4 separate regions of the Homo sapiens genome follow, and all the other regions are linked to region 1. The links are chromatin contacts, found by Hi-C or POLR2A ChIA-PET in ENCODE. All regions are on one chromosome and are shown on one strand. The core of a region is the stretch at or near the end of the contact, and the rest is flanking DNA. Distances in the headings are between cores, read along the strand shown.

Region 1 (3,713 bases), core at 724-3,223:
ATGCACATATACACATGTACAAATTTTTAAAATCTGGAAGTATATACAGAACACCAATAGCAGTGGGCCTCACTCAAAGGGAGGGATTATGGGGTCTATCACTGCCTACCTTCCACATTTCTGTACTGTTTGAAATTTCTGTAGCAAGAATGTTTTAATTTTATAACCAGGACAAAAATAGCTAGAAGGAATAAAGGAGAAAGTTGGGAGAACTACAGCTAAATTGCAGAATTGTAGCTCTACCATCCCCTTAACCTCCTATACACATCACCATCACCTATAGGGGGCCACTCTGCTCAGGAACAAAAGGGACCTTTCTCCACAAAGAAAAAAGACACAATTCTAATACGCTCTTCTGCCCTCTGGAGAATTCCAGAATACCAGAGCCATGACTGAGGAGAAAAAAGAATCCCCCACAACTCACCAGAGTTGCCAGACATTCCCAGATCACTTCCTCCTTCCTTTTGTTGGACTTTCTTTACTTTCTTTTTAACAGGCCCATCATTTTCCAATGGTCTCTTCTTTCTTCTGTCAATTTCTGTAGCCTATATCGGGAAGGTTAGAAAATGATGTGTTATCTCTACTCTGAGAAGGCCTGACGTATGTGAAGCAATTTAAACCTTACAACTGAATGACAAGGTTCCTTGCCATCCACTCTTCAAAGAATCCTCTACTTTTAGCTCTGGAAAACCCTATGGGTGAACTGTTTTTAACACCATAAAAGACAAGGTAGAGTCTGATAGTCAGGAGCCTCAGCAACTCAAGCCGTGTTTAGAATTAATTGAAACCAAGGCTGCTACCGGTCTTGATTCAATGAGCCTTCAGCTTTCTCTAATTATAAAACTTGAATCACCCTACTTACATATGCTAAATAAAATACCTCTAAGAAATAAACAGTTATGTAGCAAAGGCACAGAGGGGAAAAGATAGGTAATAAAAGAACAGTATCATTTTTGACATGTTCACTGCAATTTAAGTGTTTCCTGTTTAAAAGGTTTATGTTCATCACTAAAGATGTGACAAGATTATGAATTTTTTCTTGGCAGAAAACTTGCCAAAAGCATACATAAGTCCTTCACCAGCTACCCTTTAAATGGTGGGTGCAAAATTTTGGTGAATTCATGAAAACGTAGCTCGTCCTCAAAAAAAACAGAAGAGGAGTAATCATTTTAAGGGAGAAATATATACGAAAGGAACAAGATTTTGAAGCACCCAAGCTGCCACCTACATTAAAACACGGTAGGTGGCTAAACACCAGTCTTCAATGCCCTTCCACAGCCTCAATCTGAAAAATACTGTGCAGGTGACCCAAGTGAGGGGTCACCCTTGGGCTTTTCCTGTGGCAGTATCTCTGGTTTAAAAACAAACAAACGTACTTATTGCGTTGAAGGATGGCAACAGGAAGGACTCCATGATTAGTCACATCTATACCATCCTAAGAAACTTTATCCACCCAAACTGTATTTCAGACTTTATAATCTAAACTACAAAAAGAGTTCACTGGGGAACTGCACAATATGACTGCTTTTAACCGTAGTGATTTCAAATATTGAGCCATGCTGTTGCAGTCTTAAAAACTGGAGACCTAAGGGCAGCTTTCTTCTAGTCACCCAATCCAGCACTTTTTTAAAAAATCAGTAAAACTCTTCGACCACCAAGGAAAAAAAAAAAGGATGGAGGTTAAAAGACGCACCCCTTGCCCACAAGCCCCCTCATCAGAATGGGAGTCAGGAGACCTGAGTTCCTGTCTCAGGCCTGCCATTAAAAACCTGCATAACCTTTGCCTATCTCCTCAAACGGAAGTACTAAAACCTCAGCGCTTCACCCAATTTGTAGCCCCGGCTGGGCTCTTCCCACCTTCCCCTTCTTCAGCCCGCCCCTTCCTCCTCCAGCCCTATCATCGGGCGGAGGGTCCCCGCCTCCGCCCGCCTTACCCACAAGCCCCGCCCCCCCAGCCCCGATGGCCCTGCCCAGTCCCAGACAGAACCTACTATGTGCGGCGGCAGCTGGGGCGGGAAGGCGGGAGCTGGGGGCGCTGGGGGCGCTGCGGCCGCTGCGGCCGCTGCAGCCGCTGCAGCGCCAGGGTCCACCTGGTCGGCTGCACCTGTGGAGGAGGAGGTGGATTTCAGGCTTCCCGTAGACTGGAAGAATCGGCTCAAAACCGCTTGCCTCGCAGGGGCTGAGCTGGAGGCAGCGAGGCCGCCCGACGCAGGCTTCCGGCGAGACATGGCAGGGCAAGGATGGCAGCCCGGCGGCAGGGCCTGGCGAGGAGCGCGAGCCCGCGGCCGCAGTTCCCAGGCGTCTGCGGGCGCGAGCACGCCGCGACCCTGCGTGCGCCGGGGCGGGGGGGCGGGGCCTCGCCTGCACAAATGGGGACGAGGGGGGCGGGGCGGCCACAATTTCGCGCCAAACTTGACCGCGCGTTCTGCTGTAACGAGCGGGCTCGGAGGTCCTCCCGCTGCTGTCATGGTTGGTTCGCTAAACTGCATCGTCGCTGTGTCCCAGAACATGGGCATCGGCAAGAACGGGGACCTGCCCTGGCCACCGCTCAGGTATCTGCCGGGCCGGGGCGATGGGACCCAAACGGGCGCAGGCTGCCCACGGTCGGGGTGGCCGACTCCCGGCGAGAGGATGGGGCCAGACTTGCGGTCTGCGCTGGCAGGAAGGGTGGGCCCGACTGGATTCCCCTTTTCTGCTGCGCGGGAGGCCCAGTTGCTGATTTCTGCCCGGATTCTGCTGCCCGGTGAGGTCTTTGCCCTGCGGCGCCCTCGCCCAGGGCAAAGTCCCAGCCCTGGAGAAAACACCTCACCCCTACCCACAGCGCTCCGTTTGTCAGGTGCCTTAGAGCTCGAGCCCAAGGGATAATGTTTCGAGTAACGCTGTTTCTCTAACTTGTAGGAATGAATTCAGATATTTCCAGAGAATGACCACAACCTCTTCAGTAGAAGGTAATGTGGGATTAAGTAGGGTCTTGCTTGATGAAGTTTACCAGTGCAAATGTTAGTTAAATGGAAAGTTTTCCGTGTTAATCTGGGACCTTTTCTCTTATTATGGATCTGTATGATCTGTATGCAGTTCCCAAGGTTCATTTACCATTATTAAAAAATTTTTGTCTTAGAAATTTTATGTATGTCAACGCACGAGCAAATTATCAGGCATGGGGCAGAATTGGCAGCTGGGTGGAGGCTTCGGTGGAGGTGAGCACTCCGAAAGGAAAACAGAGTAGGCCTTTGGAACAGCTGCTGGAAGAGATAAGGCCTGAACAAGGGCAGTGGAGAAGAGAGGGTAAAAATTTTTTAAGGTTACATGACCCTGGATTTTGGAGATCTCGAATTTAAAGGTGATGCACCAGGGATGAACGCTCAGATTTTCAGTTTGAAAGCTGGCGTGACATGTAAAGGAGTGGAGAATAATGTACCATTGTAATGATGAGGCGCCTCTAGGACATCTAGGATAATTTCAGGCGTGGGGATCTAGGTGAATTGAACTGTTGGAGGGAAGGGAATAACCAAGGAAAAGAATGTGGGGGTTGAGAGATGCCCCGTTTAAAACCTAAGAGACCTGGATATTTATGGTTGTAAGAGGAGGCATGGCAGAGGAAATGGAAACAGTAAGAAAGGAGCAGATGCTGCATCTCTTTAATGGGACAGATACAAGGCATTTGGGTTTGACACTTAGGTCACTGGTAGAGATGATGACAAGAGCCCGTAGCT
Region 2 (3,713 bases), core at 889-3,388, 2.9 Mb after region 1:
ATGGGCCTGGAAACACACAATGGCAGTAGCAGCAGAGGTCTTTTGGCTGCTGACATTTACTGATTATTGATTTATAGTAAAGGCACAGATACAAATCAATTAAAACAAAGAGAAAGGGGGCAAAAGGAGGGAGGCAGAATTGGGGATTGGGGGGAAATAGCAGGTATTTGTATTGGGAAGCCTAGTTTGAGAGAAACTCCTGCAAATTAGCACAAAACTGAGCTCTGAGCTTCTTGAAACCAAAGCAAAAAAGGAAAATATGACGAGTTACATGGTTTTTGCTACCTAATCAAAGGAAAGACCTTAACGGTAGCAAAAGCCCTAGCTGCACCATCTTTTGGTTTGTGGCTTGTAGCTGCTGTTTGTGTGTGTGTGTGTGTGTGTTTGTGTGTGTGTGTGCATGTCATTTTGCTTTGGTAAGTTTGCTGTTGTGTTTTATCTACCCCTCCCTCCAGTATTTCACAGCGCTGCTGTGTGACTTGGAATTGCACATCAGTATACCAGCCAGCAGAATAAAAATATTTATTGAATTCTGTGCCCATTGTGCACAAAACACAGGTGGAGGAGGTTGGGGAAGGAAGATTTATGGAAGACAAGAATCTTGCCTCTAAACATGTTTATGAACCAGGATTTATAACTACGAAGCTGAACAAAACCCTTACGAAGGACCAAACAATAATTTGAAAAAGAAATATACTAAAAATAATGATGACTACTGGGTGACTCCAAAGCATCCAGGGAAGATTGAACAGGTGGGGTGAGTCATAGTAGACTTTGCTCAGTTTTGATCCTGGATTTAAAGTAACGGCCTTGGGCTGGCGGGATAGAAGGGGATTCCAGGACCAGTCATGAAAGTGAGAATGAGTAAGTCAGGCTAGGGAAGGAAAAAGACAGTCATATGGGTGTCTTTGAAGGATGGTACCAAGAAATTTTAAAAAGGGGGTGGGCTCGGTGGCTCATGACTGTAATCCCAGCACTTTTGGAGGGTGAGGTGGGCCTCACCTGAGGTCAGGAGTTCTAGCCAGCCTGGCCAACGTGGTGAAACCCCGTTTCTACTAAAAATACAAAAAAAAAAAAAAAAAAAAATTAGCCAGGCATAGTGGAACGCGCCTATAATTCCAGCTACTCTAGGGGCTGAGGCAGGAGAATCACTTGAACCCAGGAGGCGGAGGTTGCAGTGAGCCGAGATCAAGCCACTGCACGACAGAGTGAGAATCTGTCTCAAAAAAAAAAAAAAGAAAAAGAAAAAGAAAAGCAATTTTAAAAAGGGCGATTCTGCCCTGTATTCCTCAGGAGATTCTCTTAGGAAGGGACTGCTAGAGCTCACTGTAGATGTGCCTCATTTTATGCAACAAATATATTTTTGAACATATAAAATAGTCAAATGTTGTTCAGCATCTACCATGCGTCAGACAATGAGCTAGGTGTTTTAACCCTTATACCTAATCTGTAAAATGGACATTATTATTTCCATTTTGCAGACTGATCAGCTGCAAGGCTAAACAGCATACGTATCAGTGTTGTCTAGCTAATAGTCTAGCTATTAAAGGGTGGAACCTCGATTGTAAGCCGGTTTGTCTGATTAGGAAGCCCAAGGTTTTGTGTGCGACACACATTCTTGTAAGTTAAATATTTAGGATACACTATAAGTGATCATCTGAAGAAGTTCTGTTAGTCATTTCCTTTGAAAGGCACGTTATCTACAAACCTTCTTGCAGGGATTTGAGGTAAAGGGCAAGGATTTTCTTGACTGCGTGCATGATGGCAGTTTGTTTCACTACACATGCATCACTCTGCCTCATCTGACACCAGATAACGACATCGAAAATACCCTTAATACATTTTTTAGGTCACTCCGTCCATTAAGCAGATAATCCCGCAAAGCAACGTCCCAGAGAGACGTTAGTTTCCCCAAAGGCCCAGGCTGTGGAGACCGGGATAGTGTAACTTGCGCCTGAAGTAAAAAGAGGGGCAGTCCGAGAGAGAGGAGGAGGGCACGTTTCACTACGGGTAAAGGGGCGCACGAGGGGTAAAGGGACTGGCGGGAGCAGGGTACCGCCCTCTAGTAAACCCGCCCCGCGGGGCGTGGCGGGGACGACGGGCCGCGCAGCCTGCGCATGCGCGCCGGCGACCACGCCTAAATAGCCGCAGCCTCTGCGCGTCGCCCTCCACGGTTACCCCGGCTCTCCGCCCCTCCTTCTCGCGGCGCTCGAGGGACCATGGCCGATCCTCGCGTGAGACAGATCAAGATCAAGACCGGCGTGGTGAAGCGGTAAGGAGCCGGGAGCGGCGCCCTGCACCTCCTCTTCGTCACCTCATGGCGGCCCGCGAGGCTGAGCGGAGCGCAGGCCCGAGGAGGCCCGAGGCGGGCTCCGAACTCCAGGCCGCACCCGGGGCTCCGCAGTTGGCTGGGACTGGCAGGGACCCAGCGGGGCGCGCTGACGCCCGAGCCCGCCAGCCTCGCACGCCGCTTCCCGTCCCTCTCCGCTCACTGGCCGCTCTGATTTGCCGGAAGAGTCGGCGGTGGCCCGGTTTCTCGGCGCCCGCGGTGGGAAGGTGGTGGGCCGCGGCCTGCGAGGGCGGGCCGGGCCCTGATCCCGTGCCTCCTGTGTGCGCGCGCCGGCCTCTCCTTGCTGAACTTGGCCCGGGGAAGCGGGATCCCAGCTGTGCTCTCAAATGGGCTTGAAAGCAGGCTCTGAAGTTTAGGGGGATGCGGAGGATCTGGGCCTCGTCAAAAAAGACCGTAGTGGAGCCGTGTGACCTAACATGGCTGGCGTGACTGGCAGGCTTTGAGAACTGGGCCTGAACTTCTAGCACACTCAGCAAACTTATGTGGCCTCACTTTCTCCAGTCAGATTCCCCGAAGCTCGCCCCAGAGGCTGTGAGATGCTGTTTAAATAACTTGTGAACCAGAAGTATCTGAGACAGGTCTTAATTTGGAATGTTTATTTTGCCAAGGACGTGCCCATGACACAGCCTCAGGAGGTCCTGATGACATGTGCCCAAGGCGGTTGGGGCACAGCTTGGTGTAATACGTTTTAGGGAGACCTCAGATATTAGTCAATGGGTAAGGTGTACCTTGGTTCCCTCCAGAAAGGCAGGACAACTAGAAGGTTGGGGGGCATCCAGGTCATAGATAAGAGACAAATGGTTGCATTCTTTTGAGTCTTTGATCAGCTTTTCACTTAATACACAATTTACATGTGAGAGAGGGATAGAAGAATAGTCACTTATGCCTTAGTCGGCTAAATGAATCTGCGATTTTACATACACAGTAGGGCAGAGGAAGCAGTCAGTTACGCATTTGTCTCAGGTGGGTAGAGGGGTGACTTTGAGTTCTGTTCTTTGTCCCATACCTGTGAAGATAAGCTATCAATTTACATTGCCAGGGTGAAATACAACAGAACTGTTTTAGAGTGAAGGTCTTGAGGCCCACAAGGAATTTCCTTGGGGGCAAATTGTCAGGGAGGTATGTAGCTTTTTTTTTTTTTTTTTTAATCTTTGTAGCTATCTTATTCAGGAATAAAATGAGAGGCAGGTTTGCTCGATGCAATTCCCAGCTTGACTTTTCTTTTTGGCTTAGTGATTTTGGGGTCCTGAGATTTATTTTTCCTTTCACAAACTCATGGGTAGTGCAGTCCTGTAATTTGCTTAAATTCCTGTAAACCAAGAAAGTACCTGAGACAGGTCTCAATCAGTTTAGAAGTTTATTT
Region 3 (3,713 bases), core at 623-3,122, 2.4 Mb before region 1:
ATTGTGATATAATCTGAAAACCAAAAAGTAGGGGGTTTATGTAAGACAATGGAGCTAAACTACCACCTCCCAAAAAAAACTCACCACGTCAGATTAACTTTGATGTTTTACATAAATGCAATAAACATTATACATATTTGTTCAGCCTCATTTATTGGCATATGTGTTTCTCTATAGATAACTTAAAAACTGGCAATGCCGTTCTTTACTGTTTTGAAGCTCAGGTACATAAGAAGTCATAGCCTAAAATTAATTAAAATATATAGATATAGCAAATCAATTGTGATCTCTAACAAGTTAAGCTTTCTGATGCTTTTCACAGGTAGCCTGAAGCAGAGCTTCATACAGAAGTATTACCTTTATATGTAACAAAGATCAAGACAATCTTCACATGAAACCAAGGGCAGTTATGTCTACAGACACATTTACTGCCCTAAAAGCCAAGCTCGATAAATTGCACAACATAATTTCCATAACTAAACCAGGTTTGTTTAATTTGAATGGCAAGACCTAAAAGGTATAATATAAAGGAATTACAAGACAGAACATTAAAAGACTTTTTTTATCCTTAGGTGGAGAGTACTGTATCTTTTAAATACCTTTCTTATTCCCCTCTCCCCCAACCTTATTAAATTCCTTAAAGGAACAGACCATCTTTGTTCCTATGCTGCAATCTGAAGATCCATGAATAAAGCAGGCACCCAGTAAATACTTGCTAATTTGTGTATTTGACCAACTCTTGACAATTCAATATAACAGACTCAAATATCAAGTTAGTTATAGTTTAAAACAAAACCTTTGTGTGCCCTAGTGAACAATGTAAACACAAATAGCAGAATCCCAAATCTTCTAATCATTGTGTTGCCCTAAATACAAAAGGGTCTCATAGGCCGAATACAGTTCATAAACCAAAATCTCACGTGAGTTACCTTCTCTCTTTCTCTCTATCCACCTTCTAAGTCCATAAAAAATTGAAAACATTCTGAAAAGAACTCTCTCCTGCCTGAGAAAAAATACACCACACATTTAGAACCAAAAGCTTGCCATAAGGGGGCAAAGAGTGAAAAACTCTCATTTCTAATACTTTATTAGAATTCCAAGAACTACGCAAATTCAAACATGTCAAAGCGCCTGTTTCTCCATCGATAAAATGCAGAAAGAAAAACGTGTGTGTGTAGTAGAACCTCACCTAATGGGATAATTAAAATCAGAAAAAGCTAAATACTACTACTGATTAAAAGTTGCCTTGTCATTTGTCTTGCCAGTTGATCTCTTTAAAGTACCTAATCAATCGCTGCAGTCCGCAAACGGCAGTTCCTTCCCATTGGTTACCACAGAAAGTTCTTTCCTGACCTCAAATTGCCTAGTACGTTTCAGCCTCGATGCCTGGTTGGAACCCACAGTTTACCAATATCTGGGGATTGAAAGGACAGGCCAGTGCTGGGGAAATGCTCAAACAGCCTACTCAACACTACCCTCTGGATTCAACCGTCCTCCCAATCCCACAACCAACACAGAGCATTTCAAAAGTGCTTCGCATTCCCAAGAATCCCTCAGATGCAAACGGAGAAACTGAAAAGGGGGTGAACAGGTCGCACCCTGAGGATAATGCCGAGAACCCTAGCATCCCCAAAAGCCCACAAGAGGAAGTCGCGGGAGCTCACAAATTGAGGGGGATTCTCGCATTGTGGAGTTCTAGGGGTAAGTAGCAGGGAACTTTTTTAAAAAGAAAGCAAAAAGATAAAAAGAACAGAACCTCAGATTTTTGTTATTTAAAGAGGCAGCCCCACTTCCGGATCCTACCTCTCCGTGACTCTACTTCCGGTATCTTCCAAAACGCCCGCTTTCACAGATCAAGGTTTTGCAACCAATGAGAGTATCAGCTACTTCCGCCGGCCTGCGGGACGTGATCTAAATCCCGCCTTTTCCGGTGGAGAGGAGCCTATCCTAGTGTCTTAACCGCCCGTCTTGGTAGGCGGTGCCGTGACAAGCCCAACCGGACGGCTGGAGAGGGCGAGAAGGGCAGACGGGACATGCAGCCTCTTCCGCCTGAGCCCCGGAAGGGTGATGTGGCTGCGGCATCGCCGGCCTCGCTATGGTAAGAAGTGGGGCTCCCAGGTCGCGGTTGATCTTCGAGAAGGGGTTGTGGATCTAGACTAGGGCTGGAGTTTGTGCGGCAGCCCGGGGTGTGTGGGCCCGGAGCTGAGAGGCCTTGGAGCCATGTGGTCCCTCCACGGCCAACCAGAGAGAATCAGGACGGACTGTCCGAGGAAGACTGCTGGGTCGGCAGCCCGCCCCTCATGCAAAGTCCGCTTTCCTACTTTGTTTAGGAAAAAAAAATGCGTTGGTGTGTTTTAACACGTTGGCTACGTAGATTATGTGTGGTCATTGACCCTTTGAAGCATTAGCGCTTCTCGAGTTTCCGCTTGTTTTGTTGCAACTCCTTATCTCGCCCTAGGGGCTTTACTCTGGTGTTATTGTTTGATTTTTGGGGGGAGTTTCTTTTGGCACCAAACTCCATACCTTCATTTTCATCTGTTTAGTCAGTAGCCTCTCAAGACCCTTCCACCTTCTTCTCTTAACTTTGAAAATGCTGCTTTACAAGCTATAGGTTTTAATAGTTAAGAGTTCTCTGCAAAGGTGGATTGCCCTTCTAGGAGCTTAATGTACTTATTGGAGTGGTGTCTAGCCTCAGGCCTTCCTCCTCTTTTACCTCCAGGTCCATGTGCCAAATGTTATGTATATTTCTGGACAAAGGATGCATGCCTGCAAATAGACCCAAAAACAACTATGACTCCAAAAAGCTTGAGTCTCCATGGTGAAAAATTATGAGCCTATGTTCACAGAAGTTGCTGCAGAATCCCATATAGCAATAATTCATTTTCTTCTCTGGACGAATTTACCACCTGGTGGGAAGATGGCAGTTGAGACTAGGAAGACTGCCACTCTTAATTCTTATACATCTTTCTAGAAACTGAAGTTGAATTCTTCTACTCGTAGTGCAAGTCAAAGATAACTCTTTTTATTATCTCACTGTCAGACTAGCTAAAAATAAGATGCATATACTGTGCTTAAGATCAACAGTATATAAACTATCTTGTCATGCTTGTTTTTCCAAAAGTAGCAAATGCTTTCATTTATTATCACGTCCTATGTACCAGGCTCTTTTCAAAAAATCAGTTTATAAGCATGGAAATATCAAGTTCACAGCAACTTCTGAATAGATGTTTACAAGTGAAAGAAGTGAAACATGAAGAGACTGACTTGCCTCGGATCACACCTAGTAGATTGTAAAGCCAGTACTCAAACTTATTTTAATGTCCAGGTCCCCGAAATCTTCATGCTGTTATCGATAGAAACACAACATAACTAAGGATGAAATAAGACTTAGTGATTTGTTTCTTATAAATATAAGTACATAAATTAGACATAGGTGGAAAACGGAAACAACTGGCAGGTGGTTTTTTATTCCTGTGAGCTTGGGATGTCAAAAGTACATTGTTTGCAGAGCTACGAAGTGAGGTTTCAAGAAGGCTAACTTAGCAGCTTAAGAAATGGATTAGTGTCTCAGTATCTTTGAGTTCGCATCTAAACTTAGTTTATTTGTGAGGTAACCCAATGGTAATGACTTAATAAACCTGAATTACTGTATTTTAATGATTTTTTTTTTTTTTGAGATGGAGTCTCCCTCTGTTGCCCAGGCTGGAGTGCAG
Region 4 (3,713 bases), core at 589-3,088, 2.3 Mb after region 1:
CCCTAACAAGAGAGCCAGTTAATATGAAATGAACCATGAAATGGAATGACCAAGTAGAAAATACACTGCCAAATCGTCAGATGCTGAATAAACAGCGTCAGTGAATTATCTGAATTAGGAAAGGCTAAAAGGTTCTTGATGTTTTATCTTCAAAATATTTTAAAATAACACCCATTTAACAATTTATGAACGGTCTCTTTAGAAAGTCTACCATTTAAGAACTACCTGATTTTCCACAACATGGAAGCAAGTCCAATACTAATTGAAACAAAACTGCCAGGAAAAAAAAAAAAGTCTTAAAATGCAACCATGTCACTGAAAGGTACAGGCCAGTTGTACTGAATTTTAAGTGACATTAGGGACAATGAAACAGTGACTGAGTCTAATTCTACACTGCTACAAAGTGAGTCGAGTTGTCAATAATAATCAGGGTCATTTCATTAAAATAATCCTCCTTGGAATTATCAGGCATTTAATAATCAGAGCAGAAATAGTTTTCCTCTTCCAGGATTCTTAATGAAAGATAAAACCAGGAGTAAAAAGATGTAAACTCAACAAGCCAGAAGTGACACTTGTGTGACCACAAATTAGAGTTCCTGTTTTATTCTGTGTGACTGCAAATTAAAGTTACTACTGCACATGGCCGGGGGGATTGAGAAACAACTTCAACCAACAGTTGGAAACAAATTACACGTGCTAACAGTTACACTCATTAGGAAATTCAGAATACTTTCAAAGAGAGAGTTATTTAGATGTTGCATTCATTTAAACGCAGACGATGAATATCTCAGCCGCCTTCCTTTGCAGGATTCTGTGCCAAGCCCTTCCGAAGCCGGGGTTGATAAGGTCGACTCCAAGAAGAAAAGCAGCTCAAGTAGGAAATGGTATCCTCACATAGCCCAGAGAACCGGTGACGCACTAGGAGCTTGGAAAATATCCCATCGTTTACCTTGCTAGAAGCAGCTGGGTAGGGAAGAGGTCGTCCACGTGCACTATTGTTTTCCAGATATGTTTATTTTTAAGTTTTGCTTTGGTATCAATAACCTCAACCTCAACCTAACAGAAAGAGGGGGGATGGCAGCGCCACTGGTGGTATTTGGGTGCAACACAAGTTTAAAAAATAAAAACATAACCTTTTTTTTTTTAATTGCAGCATACTCGGTGCCCTCACCTCTCTCCTCCTCCACACCTCTGCCATCACCCCACGCAGCTCTCCGCCGCCGCCACCTCGGGTCCCCATGACAACCCCACCCCAGGGCGGGCCCCCCTCCGCCGACTCCCGGCCCTGCCAGCCACACTTGCTTGGCAAGGGGCGACTCTACCTGCCCTCGGCTTTCTCTCCTGAGAGGCGGGCCAGGACCCCTCCGGGCGCGCGGGCCCAGTCCCGGCTGCAGACACGACCCTCACCAGTCGGGGACGTGTGGAAGGGCGACCGGGCACGAGCTGAGGAGGTTCCACCCCCAAGCCCCAAAACCCAAAGGAGTGACACGGGGCCGGGGCGCGACCCCAAATGGAGGACGGCGGCCCCGCGCCCCTCTCTGGGCTGCTAAGGGGAGCCGAGGGGCAGACGCAGTGGGCGCGAAGGAACTCGTCCGTTTTCACAAACAACGACGCGTCGCGGCGGCAGGAGATGCTGGGGCCGAAGCTCACCTTGAAGGGATTGTTGAGATCCGGGTCGGCAAACGGGTTACTGTCGAAATCCGACATCTCTCTGGCTCTCGGCGTCACCCACCCGACCCAGGCGCAGAGAGAGAGACGAGGCGAGGCCGCCGCCCCCCTGCGCGCTCACGTCGCCGCCGCCGAGCAGATCCGGGTGCAGCTCGCGGGCCACCCAGCCGGCCGCGCCACTGAGCATGCCCGGTGCGGCGGGCTCCTGGCCGCGGCGCAGCTCGCGTTCGCCATCCCGTTCCTCCGGGCCCGGATCCCACGCTCCGGGCTTTAGCTGCGACCGAGTAGGCAGTCGGGGCGAAGGAAACGGGAACTGAAAGCGATGAAAAGCGTTCCACACGCCACGAGCCCGCGGGATCCTCGGAGAGTATGGAACCCTTCCCCTCCGCTCTCAGCCGGAGGCCAGCTGCGTCCAGCCGGGCTCGGTCTTCTGAACACCGATTTCAAATCAGGTCCTCGGGGCCCAGCGTCACTTAGGGAAGTGGTGGCATTTTGTGGTAAGGACGCACACTTGTCAGGTTGGGGGAGGCAGCCTGAGTCGTGGGCCGCGCACCCCGGGAGCAGTGCCGTTAGACCGTGGGACGCGGGCACTGGAGAGGCTACTGCACCGCCCTCCGCAAATTACCTCCCCGGGGCGGGGGCGCGGCCGCTGCTAAGGATTTTTGCATACCCCTGACCCCACCTGAGAATCCCGGCCTCCCATCTTCCGGTCTCTCTGACTCTAGGTTGCTGCTAAATCACGGAGAGCAGCCTTGGCGCTGCCGGTCCCAACTTGATCCAAGGAGCCTTGAGAAGGAGATGAGATTCAGTACCAGGGGCCGGCCGTGGCTCCCATCCTCCGGAATCTGCAAAATGGCTACTTCTTCAGAAATAATGGGGAGAGGGATGGCAAGAGGCCAGAGATCAAGGCCCTCGAGTATTAACTTGAGCATTTGGGCACAAAATAGACACTTTTGGATTTTCCCGTCTTTTCCAACACCAAGGATGAGATTATCAAAAGATGTGTTAAATTAATTTGTACCGGCCGGGCGCGGTGGCTTACGCCTGTAATCCCAACACTTTGGGAGGCCGAGGCGGGCGAATCACAAGGTCATGAGTTCGAAACCAGCCTGGCCAATATGGTGAAACCCCCGTCTCTACTAAAAATACAGAAATTAGCCGGGAGTGGTGGCGTACGCCTGTAGTCCCAGCTACTCTGGAGGCTAAGGCAGGAGAATCGCTTGAATCCGGGAGGTGGAGGTCGCAGTGAGCCGAGACCGGGCCACTGCACTCCAGCCTGGGAGACAGAGCGAGACTCTGTCTCAAGAAAAAAAAAAAATCAATTTGTACCATTCCTTGCCCCACCCTGCCGAACTTATTGAAAGAGCATCGCTTTCCTCACTTTTCTCCTCTAACAGAAAAGCACTTAGATGAAGCTACAGGGAGCCAGAATTCTTTTGACTTGGTGGGTACCGGAGGATTGGAAGAATCTAGATTGAGTATTCCTTGGCCTTTGGGGAGCTTGCTCTATGCAAAGTCACCCAGGAAATGATACTCCCCCCACTGTGAAACACTAGCTAGAGATGATAGACAAAAAGCACATTTGTTGTAATCTCCCTTTGACGGGATTCAGGTTGGGATAGATGTCGAAGCAGCTGCTTCTAGGTAGTCAACGAAGATGTCAACTAGTAAATGACAACAGACAAGGATGAGCACAGCAGAGCTGTACGATTCTAGATATCAAAAAGAGCAAGCAGTCTGTTGTACTCACCATCGCATCCTCAGCAGCTGCCCAGTGCCCGGTTTTAACTTAGTGCTCAGTGTATGTGTCAGGTTTGAATCCCAATTCTGATACTACCTGTGCTACTCTCTTCACCTCTCTGAGTCTGTAAAGGATTATTTAAGAATTAAATGAAACAACATACAGAAAAGTGTCCTGCATGTATATTTAGTGCCTAACAAATATTGGTTGAACGTCGAAAGTGGCAAGGAGGCTCAGTATGTTCTTATACGCTTTGCCTCCCTTCTCCTGAGCAAGCATGTCCTTGCCCAGCTCATCTGCTTCT

The links. Hi-C counts contacts between places; a loop is a spot of excess contacts on that map. ChIA-PET counts read pairs that join two places held with the same protein, here RNA polymerase II (POLR2A). Pooled maps may share reads with other maps.
Region 2: a loop to region 1 is called in a map of CD8-positive, alpha-beta T cell, with 13 times the contacts of the local background. The contact joins the promoter of TBCA here to the promoter of DHFR in region 1. A Hi-C loop is called at or near these places in 4 of 168 maps with a recorded cell type or tissue (CD4-positive, alpha-beta T cell, CD4-positive, alpha-beta memory T cell, CD8-positive, alpha-beta T cell and 1 more) and 8 of 50 pooled maps.
Region 3: a map of CD8-positive, alpha-beta T cell shows a loop between it and region 1 (33-fold over the local background). The contact joins the promoter of XRCC4 here to the promoter of DHFR in region 1. A Hi-C loop is called at or near these places in 4 of 168 maps with a recorded cell type or tissue (B cell, CD4-positive, alpha-beta T cell and CD8-positive, alpha-beta T cell) and 12 of 50 pooled maps. POLR2A ChIA-PET finds 5 or more read pairs at or near these places in 1 of 52 experiments (CD4-positive, alpha-beta T cell).
Region 4: a map of CD8-positive, alpha-beta T cell shows a loop between it and region 1 (11-fold over the local background). The contact joins the promoter of SCAMP1-AS1 here to the promoter of DHFR in region 1. A Hi-C loop is called at or near these places in 1 of 168 maps with a recorded cell type or tissue (CD8-positive, alpha-beta T cell) and 6 of 50 pooled maps. POLR2A ChIA-PET finds 5 or more read pairs at or near these places in 1 of 52 experiments (activated naive CD4-positive, alpha-beta T cell).

Annotation. Positions count from the first base shown.
Region 1 is chr5:80,653,243-80,656,955 of GRCh38, reverse strand. DHFR (dihydrofolate reductase) reads left to right here and starts at 1,973. Exons shown (of 6, transcript NM_000791.4): 1 at 1,973-2,552; 2 at 2,899-2,948. The coding sequence starts at 2,467. It overlaps MSH3 (mutS homolog 3), which reads right to left and starts at 2,304. Exons shown (of 24, transcript NM_002439.5): 1 at 1,992-2,304; 2 at 425-545. The coding sequence starts at 2,228. RefSeq lists an enhancer at 1,683-2,451 and a silencer at 1,869-2,478.
Region 2 is chr5:77,774,764-77,778,476 of GRCh38, reverse strand. TBCA (tubulin folding cofactor A) reads left to right here and starts at 2,138. Exons shown (of 4, transcript NM_004607.3): 1 at 2,138-2,272. The coding sequence starts at 2,220. RefSeq lists silencers at 1,992-2,251, 2,372-2,541 and an enhancer at 3,559-3,713.
Region 3 is chr5:83,075,706-83,079,418 of GRCh38, reverse strand. It overlaps XRCC4 (X-ray repair cross complementing 4), which reads right to left and starts at 1,872. Exons shown (of 8, transcript NM_003401.5): 1 at 1,804-1,872. It overlaps TMEM167A (transmembrane protein 167A), which reads left to right and starts at 2,025. Exons shown (of 4, transcript NM_174909.5): 1 at 2,025-2,098. The coding sequence starts at 2,096. RefSeq lists enhancers at 978-1,943, 2,018-2,287, 1,944-2,909 and a silencer at 1,868-1,957.
Region 4 is chr5:78,358,666-78,362,378 of GRCh38, reverse strand. It overlaps SCAMP1-AS1 (SCAMP1 antisense RNA 1), which reads left to right and starts at 1,838. Exons shown (of 2, transcript NR_105014.1): 1 at 1,838-2,165; 2 at 2,394-3,615. SCAMP1 (secretory carrier membrane protein 1) reads right to left here and starts at 1,762. Exons shown (of 9, transcript NM_004866.6): 1 at 1,651-1,762. The coding sequence starts at 1,707. RefSeq lists enhancers at 1,003-1,122, 1,517-2,113, 2,033-2,192, 2,223-2,312, 2,114-2,710 and silencers at 1,213-1,332, 1,763-1,852.